Regions from separate parts of the Homo sapiens genome. Here all the other regions are linked to region 2. Evidence: chromatin contacts called from ENCODE Hi-C or POLR2A ChIA-PET data. All regions are on one chromosome and are shown on one strand. The core of a region is the stretch at or near the end of the contact, and the rest is flanking DNA. Distances in the headings are between cores, read along the strand shown. Region 1 holds the start of CDC25A (cell division cycle 25A). Region 2 holds the start of RBM5 (RNA binding motif protein 5). Region 3 holds the start of IMPDH2 (inosine monophosphate dehydrogenase 2).

Evidence for each region. Hi-C counts contacts between places; a loop is a spot of excess contacts on that map. ChIA-PET counts read pairs that join two places held with the same protein, here RNA polymerase II (POLR2A). Pooled maps may share reads with other maps.
Region 1: a map with no recorded cell type shows a loop between it and region 2 (21-fold over the local background). The contact joins the promoter of CDC25A here to the promoter of RBM5 in region 2. A Hi-C loop is called at or near these places in 1 of 37 single-sample maps with no recorded cell type and 5 of 50 pooled maps. POLR2A ChIA-PET finds 5 or more read pairs at or near these places in 1 of 52 experiments (activated CD4-positive, alpha-beta T cell).
Region 3: a pooled map shows a loop between it and region 2 (9-fold over the local background). The contact joins the promoter of IMPDH2 here to the promoter of RBM5 in region 2. A Hi-C loop is called at or near these places in 1 of 37 single-sample maps with no recorded cell type and 6 of 50 pooled maps. POLR2A ChIA-PET finds 5 or more read pairs at or near these places in 1 of 52 experiments (naive thymus-derived CD8-positive, alpha-beta T cell).

What each region holds. Positions count from the first base shown.
Region 1 is chr3:48,186,327-48,191,145 of GRCh38, reverse strand. CDC25A (cell division cycle 25A) reads left to right here and starts at 2,729. Exons shown (of 15, transcript NM_001789.3): 1 at 2,729-3,368; 2 at 4,367-4,443. The coding sequence starts at 3,199. RefSeq lists a silencer at 3,063-3,272 and an enhancer at 3,016-3,644.
Region 2 is chr3:50,085,667-50,090,497 of GRCh38, reverse strand. It overlaps RBM5 (RNA binding motif protein 5), which reads right to left and starts at 1,579. Exons shown (of 25, transcript NM_005778.4): 1 at 1,469-1,579; 2 at 47-116. The coding sequence starts at 63. RefSeq lists enhancers at 540-1,130, 1,292-1,401, 1,442-1,611, 1,131-1,722.
Region 3 is chr3:49,027,980-49,032,376 of GRCh38, reverse strand. It overlaps IMPDH2 (inosine monophosphate dehydrogenase 2), which reads left to right and starts at 2,979. Exons shown (of 14, transcript NM_000884.3): 1 at 2,979-3,124; 2 at 3,571-3,619; 3 at 3,845-3,946; 4 at 4,055-4,129. The coding sequence starts at 3,027. It overlaps QRICH1 (glutamine rich 1), which reads left to right. Exons shown (of 10, transcript NM_198880.3): 9 at 104-194; 10 at 1,733-2,670. The coding sequence ends at 1,925. RefSeq lists enhancers at 2,979-3,188, 2,642-3,243, 3,244-3,846.

The sequences.
Region 1 (4,819 bases), core at 1,480-3,979, 1.9 Mb after region 2:
TCGGCTACTCCCTTGTGGTTTCTATCTCAGCCCCAGCTTTGCGGTCCTGTCTCACTACATCAAGTCCTCAATGCTGGTGCTCCCCAGATCCAGGGTCCTAAAAACCCTTTGTACATCCTCAATGGGCATTACCATCTTCATGCTAATCAACACCAAATCTGCCTCCTGACTACACCCCCCAGCCAGTCCACCAGCACAAAACTGAGCTCATCAAATTCCTCCAAGAAGTATGCCTCCAATTGTTGAAATGTTACATCCACCCAGGTACTTGAATCATTACCTAAGAATCATTCTAGCCTCCTCCCTTCCCTCTAGCCCCCTACAATCTTAACTCTCAATTATCAAAATCTGATGAGATCTACCTCCTTCAGGGCTCACAGAATCATTCCCTTCCTTTGTCTCCAAGGCCCCCACCTTGCTTCAGAATCTCCCAGACTTTTGAGACAGCCACCTCCTTTTTCCTCAGGCCTCCCCACTCTCCTCCACTGATCCACCCTAAAGCAAATCTGATCCGGTTATCACACACCCTCCACTGTCCACAGGATAAGGCCAAACTCTTCAGCAAACTCCAATCCTTTCAAGAACTGTCCCTCACAGCCAGTCCCATGTGCCCATTCTAGAACCGACTGGATCAACTCAGGAGTAGCTCCCGGCAAGTACGGCGTTCCTCCTCACCTCCTGGCTGCCGAGGGCCGTTTCCTTAGAAAGCACTTCCCACCAGCCCCAAGCTCCCCTTCTCCAGCAACCTTGACCTTTAGTTTTAATCTCCTTTAGGACGTGCCCCCCACCGTACTGCCTTCCCCAGTCCCCGCCCCTCCTCTAGGTGCCCACCATCCCTCCACAAACCACAGCTATTGTCATGGTAATAATTCCATTATTAGAAGGAGCTTTATGCTCAGCGGACCAGAGCTCCCTGAGAGCAGGGATTGTGGTATTATTTCAAGCACTGAATTTGTTCTAGTAATCCTTAAATAAACATATGTTGAATGAATGAATGCAGTAACAGGAATGTTGAGCCAAGTTTTGTTTTTGTTTTTTGAGACGGAGTCTCGCTCTGTTGCCCAGGCTGGAGTGCAGTGGCTCGGTCTTGGCTCACTGCAAGCTCCGCCTCCCGAGTTCAGCCATTCTTCTGCCTCAGCCTCCCGAGTAGCTGGGACTACAGGCGCCCGCCACCACGCCCGGTAATTTTTTGTATTTTTAGTAGAGCCGGGGTTTCACCATGTTAGCCAGGATGGTCTCGATCTCCTGACCCCGTGATCCGCCCGCCTCGGTCTCCCAAAGTGCTGGGATTACAGGCGTGAGCCACCGCTCCCGGCCTGTTGAGCCAAGTATTAAACCACATAAAACACAGGAGGAGAGGAAAGTATTCAGAGATACGACAGGGAGAACTATTTGAAACAGTGGGACCACAGACCATGTGAACTGTGCAGAGAGGCCTAAATAGCCTGGGGTTTCTGGAGGGAAGGGAGGTTCCTGGGTGGTGGAGCACTGGTGCACAGAAAAGGAGATGAATCCTGAGAGAGAGGTTCCTCACTGTGAAGGGTCTGGTGTTGGGGCCAAAGGTTTGGGGTTTCCACCTGTCCAGCATGGCTTTTCAAACTGTAGGGTTTTTTTTTTTTGAGTGGGGGGCAGGGGGTGTCTCACTTTGTTGCCCAGGCTGGTCTCAAATTCGTGGGCTCAGGCAATCCTCCCACCTCGCCCTCCCAAAGTGCTGGGATGATAGGCGTGAGCCACTAAGCCCAGCAGTAGGTTGCAATTAAATCATGCACTTATGGCCCTCAAAATCCGTCTAGGAGCTGCCACAGGTTCGGCGCTGTAAAAGTAAATATGCCCACTTAGAAAATGGGGATAATTCCTATGTCACAGAGTTGTAAAGATTAAATGAATTAATACAGATTAACACACTGGGAACAGTGTCAAGTGCATAAGCATTATGTAAACTTTAGCTATTATTTGCTATTATTGTGTTTGCTGTTATTTCTCTCTAGGAGCTCCCAGGGGGCTAAGAAGTGGTGGGAAAGAAAGAAATGATTCTAAGAGCATCCAATAAGGGCTAGAATGGAAGTGAGCAAAAAATGCTGAGGCCCACAGCACAGGTTGTACTGCGGGGTTCAAATCCCATGAGGCCAGCAGCACCCAGGGTCTGTGAGCCCTCCAGAGTTGGGCCCTGGTGGTCGAGTCCAGTCCTGGGGGTCATTGCATTCCCTCCCTCATTATAAAATGGGGCCTGGAGGCCCGGGGCGGAAGAAAGGGGTCCACAATACTGCACGGTTAGAGGCCGAGCCAAGGCTGGATCCGGCCAGACCTCCACAGGTCTTCCTTAGCCTCCACATTGCCTCAGAGTGTGGGGCGCCCGGCTGGGGGCGAGGTAGCGGAGGCCCAAAGGGGGCCGAAGCTAACTGGACGGCAGCTCGCGATGGGAACTACGCTTCCCAGCATGCGACGGGGCAAAGGGGCCTTTCAGCCGCGAGCAGCGCCTCGCAGGTTCTGCTGGGAGTTTTCATTGACCTCTGCTCCCCCTCTCATTTTGATCCCCGCTCTTCTGCTCTGGGCTCCGCCCCCTTCTGAGAGCCGATGACCTGGCAGAGTCCCGCGAGCCGCTTTCTTCTTCCCCTCTCATTGGCCCAGCCTAGCTGCCATTCGGTTGAGAGGAGGAGAAGTTGCTTACTGATTGGTGGATTCCGTTTGGCGCCAACTAGGAAAGGGGGGCGGGGCAGCAGCTGGCCCCACTGAGCCGCTATTACCGCGAAAGGCCGGCCTGGCTGCGACAGCCTGGGTAAGAGGTGTAGGTCGGCTTGGTTTTCTGCTACCCGGAGCTGGGCAAGCGGGTGGGAGAACAGCGAAGACAGCGTGAGCCTGGGCCGTTGCCTCGAGGCTCTCGCCCGGCTTCTCTTGCCGACCCGCCACGTTTGTTTGGATTTAATCTTCAGGTTGCCGGCGCCCGCCCGCCCGCTGGCCTCGCGGTGTGAGAGGGAAGCACCCGTGCCTGTGGCTGGTGGCTGGCGCCTGGAGGGTCCGCACACCCGCCCGGCCGCGCCGCTTGCCCGCGGCAGCCGCGTCCCTGAACCGCGGAGTCGTGTTTGTGTTTGACCCGCGGGCGCCGGTGGCGCGCGGCCGAGGCCGGTGTCGGCGGGGCGGGGCGGTCGCGGCGGAGGCAGAGGAAGAGGGAGCGGGAGCTCTGCGAGGCCGGGCGCCGCCATGGAACTGGGCCCGGAGCCCCCGCACCGCCGCCGCCTGCTCTTCGCCTGCAGCCCCCCTCCCGCGTCGCAGCCCGTCGTGAAGGCGCTATTTGGCGCTTCAGCCGCCGGGGGACTGTCGCCTGTCACCAACCTGACCGTCACTATGGACCAGCTGCAGGGTCTGGGCAGGTAAGGAGAGACCGGCGGGCGGTGCTCCGGGCCCCTGGCCTCGGTGTCGGCCTCGGAGAGATCAGGCCAGGAAACGGACCGGGAGAAGGGCGAGACCCGTCCGTCCGGGTTCGCCGCTCGGGGACAGCCGGGCTAGGGCCTGCCATGTGCACCCCCGCCCGGGCGGAATGTTGGGCGGGAGAGGCCGTCGGGACCTTCCAGGGGAAGAGGTGGAGATCCTTGGGCCTAAGCCCGAGCCAGGCCCACCTTCACCCCTTTCGGATTGCTCCGTACTCTCCTTCTATCTCTATCCCTGGAAGCTCTTTGGAATCTACCCCCGCGGGGAAAATCAGGCTCTTCTAGGCACTCACTTTCACCCTTTGCTAAACCATCCTCAGGATCTTCGTTTGCTGTGATCTTTGTTCCTTCTCAACAAAGGACCATGGCATTTTCTTTCCTGGCGTTTATGTAAAATCATCTCAGTCCCTCGCCCTGTGCACATTCCTGATGTCCACTCTGCTGCTTTCCTAAGGCCAGGTCTTTTTACCCAACTTTCAGAAAGCTTCCTGGGCTTTTCCTGATAGCAAAAAATGCATCCCACGGTGTTTCCCGCGGAAGAGCTACTTTCCCTTCAATCTCTGGCATCCCGTTTGCTAAGCACATGTCTTGTGCGTTTCCCAACTTCTGAAAAGCAGAAAGTGTCCTGTTCAACTTTCATCCCGACTCTGTCTCAGTACTTAGAACACATGCTTTTATTTTAGGAAATACCCCAACATTTGCCATAGCCATCATAACCTGCAATGTGGTCCAAGGCCATGCCCACCCACTCCTTTTTTCTCCTTTGCCCAAGTGCTAATTGGGTGTTCAGAGTGGCAAAGTGGGATCTTTGCCACTTGTGGTGTGGCCTAGAAATGGTTTCTGGCAGCCTGGCTGCTTCTTAATCTCATGGCCTATCTCCTGCATGTGACCTTTTAATTATATCCTATAAATCATTCATGGTTTATTTCTGTTGGTTTCAGTGATTATGAGCAACCACTGGAGGTGAAGAACAACAGTAATCTGCAGAGAATGGGCTCCTCCGAGTCAACAGATTCAGGTATTTAAGTCTGCTGTGTGGGGAGCAATACTCTGAATTTCCTGAAACATGCCTTTTCACCCAGGAGGTTAGTTTTGGTGAGAACTTGAGGAAGTCATGGCATTGGGTGATAAACTTTTTTTTTTTTTTTTTTGAGACAGAGTTTCGCTCTTGTCGCCCAGGCTGGAGTGCAATGGCATGATCTCAGCTCACTGTAACCTCCACCTCCCGGGTTCAAGTGATTCTCCTGCCTCAGCCTCCCGAGTAGCTGGGATTACAGGCATGCACCACCACACCCGGCTAATTTTGTATTTTTTAGTAGAGACAGGGTTTCTTCATGTTGGTCAGCCTGGTCTCGAATTCACAACCTCAGGTGATCCGCCTTCCTCGGCCTCCC
Region 2 (4,831 bases), core at 330-2,829:
CCCCACTGAAATGTTGAGATCAAAGCCACGTACTGTAGTAACTTACCTTTTGTCTGAACCCATTGTCCCACTGAAGATTTAGCACACAGCTCCAAAAGGTTCAAATTTTATTTTTTCTAGGAGACAAGAGAGATTAATTGCTATAAATCTCAGAGATCACTTAAGTCAGCAGCTCCATAGCTTGGATACTACTGAGGCTGGGATTTCATCAAACCTTCAAATCATTGACAGTGATTATCTAAGGTGGGGAAGTGGTGGGGACAAACTGTCAACGTTAAAATCGTGCTAACATTTTGTTAACAATGAGCAAAACCGGAAGATTAAGCATATTTTAAAATATTAGATTCCAGATTTAACAGAATCATAATACGGAGCAAGCAGAAGACTCCTTCCCTGCTCCTACCTTAGAATTACAAAGCAAAAAGGGCAGAGCTACAATCAGCTCCTTGGTTTTGTATCAAAGCAACTCCGTGGGATAGTTGACCGTTAAAACATTAATCCAAGTGTCTTCATTAATACAAGGAGCAACATGAAATTCAAACACTTCTGATGAAAAATGTAAAACCTCGTAGAAGCTGGGATACTGAGCTGACTGAAATCTACTACATTAATAACGTATCGCATAAGACAAGAGCAAAGCTAGAAACGACCTAATTCCTAGGTAACAATAACCACCACGTCTTGAGCCAGTTCTTATGACTACAAACCACTGAGTAGTGAACAGCCCGGCCCCCCGCCCCCCGTTGGTAATAAGACATCACACTGCTGGACCGCGTTCGATGAGCGCGAGGTCCGAAAAATCAGTTCCAGTAGTCTCTGGAAGCCTAGTCTAGAGCGAATGCTCAACGATTTGTTGAAATTAATAAATGAAAAAGAACCACTGGGGGGAAACAAGTCCCGGGGCATATTCACTGGTGCCGCCCCTTGTCTCCCGGGCGGTGCCGGCACCCACCTCCGTGGGGTCTCGCGGCCGAGATGGCGGCGTCACGGCCTGCTCGACCGACTCCAGCGTCCGGCCTGCCCTCCCCGCACATGCCCCTCCCGCCTCCCAAGAGGTTCCAAACCCGCAGATGGGCGATCACCGAACAGCTTTTCGGAGAGGGCGATTCAGTTGCAGTTGAGCGGGGGATGGCGGCCAGAGACTGCCAGGGAGCTCCCAAGGAGTGCCCGAGGGACAGGCGACGGCTCCACTGCTCCGTTGGGCTGAAGATTAGGGGACGTGTATCCACAAGGGGCAAAGTCACAGCCAGAAAGAAGCAGGCCCAAGGCTGAGCTGGCTGGACACCCTCTGGAAACTGACAGAGCTGGCAACAAGGAAGGGCGCGGCCCTCCAACGCCTGGGGTAATTTAGCCCCTCTACAGAACCGGCTGGAGCTGATCAGTCGCCTCCGGCAGCTGACAAGGGAGGCTTGGGGGCCAGCCCAAATGGCAAGAACCTACCGTCGTTACAGACAGCCGCCGCACTTACCCCAAGGAGAGACCGAAGCAGCAGTAGCGGTTCTGCGCCCCAGAACCTCCAACAAGGTTCGGCGGCTACACAAAATGGCGCCTCCGCCGACGGCCGTCTCCTACCCACAGTACCTCACGCTTATCCCCTCCCCCTGTCACCCGCCTCCTGCGGAGAAGTCCAATCCTCGAAGCGGCCTGGCTGTGCGAGGGCTGCCGGGAAATGTGGTCGCCAGACCATCCTGTCACTTAGGACGCTCTGTGTTAATGTCTTGCAATTCTCTTCTAAATCACTACAGAGTTGTCGATCGGCTTTTGCAGACCTGGATTAGTTTTTAGGGCTCCTATTAGGCATGTTAATAATTCTTTGCTTTTGCTACTAGCGCCGTAGAGAGTACAGTTTGCTTTCACTGGCACGGTGTAAAACATTGTCTAATTCTACTTCAAAAGGAGACCGTGCGTGAAGTGGTGGCTCACTCACAAGCCAGCATTTTGGGAGGCCGAGGCAGGAGGATCGCTTGAGGCCAGGAGTTCGAGACCAGCCTGGGAAACACAGTGAGATCCTATCTCTACAAAAAATAAAATTAACTGAGCATGGTGGCGTGCACCTCTTGTCCCAGCTACTCAGGAGCTGAGGTGAGAGGTTCGCTTGGGCCCAAGAGGTCGAGGCTGCAGTGAGCTGTGATCTCGTCACAGCACTCCAGCCTGGGGACAATGCGAGAAACTGTCGCTAAAAAATAAAAAGGAGGCCGGTGCTGGGCGCGGTGGCTCACTCCTGTAATCCCAGCACTTTGGGAGGCCAAGGCGGGCGGATCACAAGGTCAGGAGATCGAGACCATCCTGGCTAACACGGTGAAATCCCGTCTCTACTAAAAATACAAAAAAATTAGCTGGGCATGGTGGCGGGCGCCTGTAGTCCCAGCTACTTGGGCGGCTGAGGCAGGAGAATGGTGTGAACCCGGGAGGCGGAGCTTGCAGTGAGCCGAGATTGCGCCACTGCACTCCAGCCTGGGCAACAGAGTGAGACTCTGTTTCAAAAAAAAAAAAAAAAAAGGCTGGACGCAGTGGCTCACGCCTGTAATCCCAGCACTTTGGGAGGCCGAGGCAAGTGGATCACGAGGTCAGGAGCTCAAGACCAGCCTGACCAATATGGTGAAACCGCGTCTCTACTAAAAATACAAAAATTAGCCGGGCATGGTGGCATGCACCTGTAGTTCCAGCTACTAGGGAGGCTGAGGCAGGAGAATCACTTGAACCAGGGAGGCAGAGGTTGCAGTGAGCTGAGATCGTGCCACTGCACTCCAGCCTGGGTGACAGAGCAAGACTCAGTCTCAAAATAATAATAATAATAATAATAATAATAATAATAATAATAATAATAAATAAATAAATAAAAAGGAGGGGCCAGGCATGATGGCTCATGCCTGTAATCCAAGCACTGTGGGAGGCCGAGGCAGGTGGATCAGCTGAGCTCAGGAGTTCGAGACCAGCCTGGCCAACATGGCTAAACCCCGTCTCTACTAAAAATACAAAAATTAGCTGGGTGTGGTGGCGCACACCTATAATCCCAGCTACTTGGGAGGCTGAGGTAGGAGAATCGCTTGAACCCAAGAGGCGGAGGTTGCAGTGAGCCGAGATTGCTCTACCGCACTCCAGCTTGTGCAACACAGCAAGACTCTATCTCAAAAAAAAATAAAAATAAAAAATAAATTAAAATGAGGAACATTAGTTGATCGCTTTACTAGATGCTATATTATTGCCCTAGATGCTTTGCAAACATTTTTGTTTGTTTGTTTGTTTGAGATGGAGTTTTGCTCCTGTTGCCCAGGCTGGAGTGCAATGGCACAGTTTCAACTCACTGCAAACTCTGCCTCCCAGGTTCAAGTGATTCTCCTGCCTCAGCCTCCCAAACAGCTGGGATTACAGGCACCCGCCACCACACCCAGCTAATTTTTGTATTTTTAGTAGAGATGGGGTTTCACCATGTTGACCAGGCTGGTTTCGAACTCCTGACCTCAGGTGATCCACCTGCCTCAGCCTCCCAAAGTGCTAGGATTACAGGCATGAGCCACCGCACCCAGCCAGAACTGATTTTTCAGGTCATACAAATTGAAAACTGTGCCTATACCATTAGTTACAGAAAGTTATACATCAGTTACAGAAAACTGTGCCTATACCATTTTCTTCTCTCTCTGGAAAACAAATCTTTCAAGAATAAGTGGAGGGATGTCAGTGTATATATCTATATATAGGTATATACACAATACATATATAGACGAAAAGGTAGAAATATAATATATGTGGTGTGTGTGTATTTAGAGAGGAAATATATACAATTTATGGGGAAGCATATATGCAAAATATCAGAAAAGAGTACATGCATTAATGAAATTTAAAAGTTAACATTGATGACATCACTGCAAACCCTACAATGGATGATGCAGATGCCAAGAATCTAGAACTCACTAGACTTCATAGCCACTAGCCGTTGCCTGCCTTGTCCCCAAAGCAGTTCAACAAGCACCTTTGGATATTCCTGAGGTGCTTGCTGAGCTGGGCTTACCACCAGTCATAAAAGCTATATAGCTATTCACAAACCTCAAAATAATCTTTTTTTTTTTTGAGACGGGGTCTTACTCTGTCACCCAGGTTGGAGTGCAATGTCATGATCTCGGTTCATTGCAACCTCGACCTATCCAGGTCAAGAGATCCTCCCACCTCAGCCTCCTGAGTAGCTGAGACCACAGGTGTGCACCACCATGCCCAACTAATTTTTTGTATTTTTGGGGTAGAGATGGAGTTTCACCATGTTGCCCTGGCTGGTCTCGAACTCCTGAGTTCAAGCGATCCTCCTGCCTCAACCTCCCAAAGTGCTGGGATTACAAGCGTGAGCCACCATGCCCAGCCTGCAAAATAATTCTTAAACTTGAAGAGGTCCCTGGCAAAAAAAGATGGATTTCATCCATAGGTAAGTGCCATCCTCCAAATTATCTCTGGTAGCTGATCTTCTTTTAGACATTGGCCTGTTGAGCTCCAGAGCTCTGCTGCCAAAGGCCTGTCTGGTAGCTGATGTAAGAAAAAGAAAGACATCAGAGTGAGTTGCTCTTTGTTTTAAATAAAGCCACATATGTTCAATAAGGGATAGTCCTTTAAGATTGTCTTTTCTAGCCCTCTCCCTCTCCCTCTCCCCACGGTCTCCCTCTCTCTCTCTTTCCACGGTCTCCCTCTGATGCCGAGCCGAAGCTGGACAGTACTGCTGCCATCTCGGCTCACTGCAACCTCCCTGCCTGATTCTCCTGCCTCAGCTTGCCGAGTGCCTGCGATTGCAGGTGCGCACCGCCACGCCTGACTGGTTTTCGTATTTTTTTGGTGGAGACGGGGATTC
Region 3 (4,397 bases), core at 1,730-4,229, 1.1 Mb after region 2:
TATTTCCTAGTTGGGCTGGCTGAAAGCCTAAGTTTCCTGATCTGGGCCTGAGGTAAGGCAGTCTGATGCCAGGTCTGTGGTGGTGGGGATGTGTGTTTTATAGTTACAGATGACATGTATGCAGAACAGACGGAAAATCCAGAGAATCCATTGAGATGTCCCATCAAGCTCTATGATTTCTACCTCTTCAAATGGTGAGGCTTTATTGTGACTTGCTGTCCATGTGTGCGCATGTGTGTGTATGCGTGTGCATGCTCACTTGTGTGATCACTTATCATAGGGGAGAGGCATTCTCTAGTCCCAAACCAAGTAAAAACACTTCCAGAAAGCTAAATTTAGAAGCAGCCTTGCTCTGGCTTTCCAAAGGTGTGTGATGTGCCTAGCACTGATAGAAAAAGGGGTCCCGGGTCCCTACAGTCACCTTTCATGAAAAGGGTATGAAGGTACAGAGAATCTACCTTCATCACATATTGAGCATGGCCCTGCTTCCTGACCTTGACCTTTTGTCACTGCCATCATTAATCTAGGTGAGACTCCTCTCAGCTTTTTCTCCCTTTTGCCCCTTCAATGGTTTCTCATTACATAGTAATTCTTTTATGGCAGACAACTCCTTTGATGCACTCCCCCTTGCTAACCTCATGTCTGTGGAGCTCTTAGTTCCCTAGCCACACTAGCTCCTCTCCACTCAAGGACATCATATTATGCCTCTTCTCAACTTAAACACAGCTTATCAGGGAAGCATTTCCAGATTCCCCACCTCTTCCCTGTGACTGTTTCCTCGGTAGCACTTATCACTGTTTTTTATTTTGTATTTGTTTAACTTTAATTGCTACCTGTGTCCCCTCCTATCTGTAAGCTCCATGGGTAGGAAATACTTTTCCTGCCCATTTTTTTAAATATCAGCACCTAGTGCTGACCTGGCACTAGTAACCCTTGAATAAATCTTGAATGGATGGATGAATAACTGTTAGAGGATACAGCATGCCAAGTACTTAATAGAGGTACAGCACAGTTCGGGGGAGGGGGGTGAACCCAAGTTTAGGGCCCCACTGTAATGGCCATCATTATTGGGTAGAAAACACAACATGAGGCTGGGCACCGTGGCTCACGCCTGTAATCCAAGCACTTTGGGAGGCCAAGGTGGGTGGATCACCTGAGGTCAGGAGTTCGAGACCAGCCTGGCCAACATGGAAAAACCCCATCTCTACTAAAAAATACAAAAATTAGCTGGGCTTGGTGGCTCGTGCCTATGGTTCCAGCTACTCCAGAGGCTGAGGCAGGAGAATCGCTTCAACCAAGGGGGCGGAGGTTGCAGTGAGCTGAGATCACCTCACTGCACTCCAGCCTGGAGACAAGACGCCATCTCAAAAAAAAAAAAAAAAAAAGCGCAAAGACTTGGAGATAGACGCTTTGAGCAGTGAAGCTGGCTTCAAGTAGGATAAGGATAGACTCACATGAGTCCATGAGAGCCCTAGGCTGGTGCAGTCAGTGATGGATCACAGCTGGTTTGTGGGAAGGAGGGGCAGAGGGGAAGTAACCCAACATTTGGGGGATTTGCAGTAGTCCCAAAGGAGGACCAGGATGTAGTGTGTGGTGGCTGCATGGAATTCAGTAGCTGTGCCACAATAACTTGGGGCCTTACTGTTTGCAGACAGCATCTGTCTGGGAAGTTCAGGGTGGGAGGGTTGAAGTTATATTGGTGGTACCCAACTTTTATCCGCATATTCTTCAGCCCCCAGAGTGTGAAAGGCCGGAATGACACCTTTTACCTGACACCTGAGCCAGTGGTGGCCCCCAACAGCCCAATCTGGTACTCAGTCCAGCCTATCAGCAGAGAGCAGATGGGACAAATGCTGACGCGGATCCTGGTGATAAGAGAAATTCAGGAGGCCATCGCAGTGGCCAATGCAAGCACTATGCACTGAGATGCCTTGGCCATGGCACAAGAGAAACCAGCCAGGAAAAACCAGACAGACTTTCACACTAAAGAAGAGGCCTCCATTTTTTTTTTTCTTTTTTTTATTGGTGTAGTTACGAAGCCTTTCAGGCTGCTTCTGTTTAAAATATAAAAGAAAACTTTGCCCCCTTTGCATCTTCATAAACCTGCTGCGGCAGACTCCTCAGCCGATGGTGGCTCTGGGTTTCCTTGAGTGTCATATGTCCTAGAAAGTTGCTGGCTGACTCTTTTTTGTCTGGGGCCTGGGGAAAGGGCTTGGACTGTGAAAAGAAATGTGGCCCCTTTCCATCTTCAAGAGAGATGGAATTAATGATGGATGGACCCTGGAGGGAATCTCCCCAGCCGACTTCCACTGGGCTGACAGACTTTGCTGACCACAGGGGAACGATGTTCTTTTCTTTCTTCATGATCAGACATAAACTTAGCATCTTAATGGAAGAAAAATGAGGGGAACTTCAATTATGATTTATTAAAGACAATTTCTATTACACCCTCCTTTATGACAAGTGACATTTTAGATGTAAAAGTAAAAACTTTACCATGCCTTTTTTTTTTTTGTTGGCCTAACATTGAGGCCTTAAAACCTGAGGCTCCTGTGCCTGATGGAATTCTTGTAACATACACTTGTGTATCATATAAAGATACCACTCTGTTTCTCTTATGTATTCTTACTCTAGTTGTTTATTAAGAATGACAAGCACGTCTTTTCAACATGTTAGTGAACAACGTCTCTTTATTTTGGGGAGGAGCCCGGCGGGACAGTAGAAGTAAACCCTTGCCTGTTAATTGAACTGGCCGAGGTCCTGCGGGGAGTGTGGGGTGGGACGTGAAGTGGCAGCTCCTCAGTGACAAGGCCACTATGTGCTATACGCATGCGCTGTTTCTTCAGCGCCAGCTCCGCCCCCGCCGCAGCGAGGCGGGTAGGTTCCGCCCGCGCGCACTACGCCCTGACGTCAGCGTCGCGCGCAGCGCAGTGACGAAATCGGCTGGTTTATATTGGCGCGGCCCAGACGGCAGAGGTCTCTGCGGCGCGGTCCTCGGAGACACGCGGCGGTGTCCTGTGTTGGCCATGGCCGACTACCTGATTAGTGGGGGCACGTCCTACGTGCCAGACGACGGACTCACAGCACAGCAGCTCTTCAACTGCGGAGACGGCCTCACCTACAAGTGCGGGCCTATGGGGCTCACCTGGGCGAAGAGAGGGGCGGCACCCTGGGGAAAAGGCCAGATGGGGGCTTCCGAGAGCCGCCTTGGGCGTGGGCGTGGGGGACAGGTTTCGGGAATTGGCCACCCACCTCCGGGGCTCACTTTGAGACATCTGGAGCGGTGCTTGGGGTACGGAGAAGCATCTCAGTAGTGCTTGGAATCTCAGGCCGGAGATTCCATGCTCCAGACACATGGAATTGTCAGGGTGCCAGGAGCACTGATGACAGCTCGGTGGCAGAAAAGGTCCCCTGTACCCATTTCCACCTTGTGCTGTGCCTGTGACACACAGACTCTGTCAGTGCCACTCTCTGCTCACATGCGTTACGGGTTGATTGGTACATGGGGATGGAGTCTCATGCTGCCCTAAGCTGAGAGCTTTACTCCCAATTCACTCCCTTCCCTCGCAGTGACTTTCTCATTCTCCCTGGGTACATCGACTTCACTGCAGACCAGGTGGTGAGTATGATCAGGAATTGGGTCCTGAACATCAAGGTGAGCTAAGGTGCTACTATCACCTGGTCTCTGGGCTAACTCACCAGATTGGGCTTGGGGGTGGATTTTATAGGATCATGTTGCTTGTTAGCATGCAGGTCATACAAAAGTGCCTTTTTGTGGGGGACTCAGTAACACCTTGAGGTGTAAGGGATGCTTTCCCACACTGGTTGACGTTTGTCTCCTCAGGACCTGACTTCTGCTCTGACCAAGAAAATCACTCTTAAGACCCCACTGGTTTCCTCTCCCATGGACACAGTCACAGAGGCTGGGATGGCCATAGCAATGGCGGTGAGCCCCATGGGGTGTGGGGGAAGGAGCAAGGACTCCATCGCCTTTCCCCAAAGGCATTCAGTCCTGCTTCTTGTCACTTAGTAGTAGTCTCTTTTTATCCTGTAGCTTACAGGCGGTATTGGCTTCATCCACCACAACTGTACACCTGAATTCCAGGCCAATGAAGTTCGGAAAGTGAAGGTCAGAAGGGCAACGATCATTAGCAAGCGCTCCTGGGAATTGCACTGAGGTGGGGTGGGGTGGGAGTAGGGGTTTATTCTAATTTAGTATTCTTTCTTCCCACCATGGGGTTCAGTTACTGAGAAGACCCTGAGATTCTGTTTCTTAAAGCAGCAGCAATAGACCAGGTGTACAGTGCCTCCAGCCTACCCATGTCTCTAAGATGTGTTGGTGTGATTTGGTCTTGTGGCACTGCCAAAGGGATCGATAAGCAGAGACCCCATGCTTC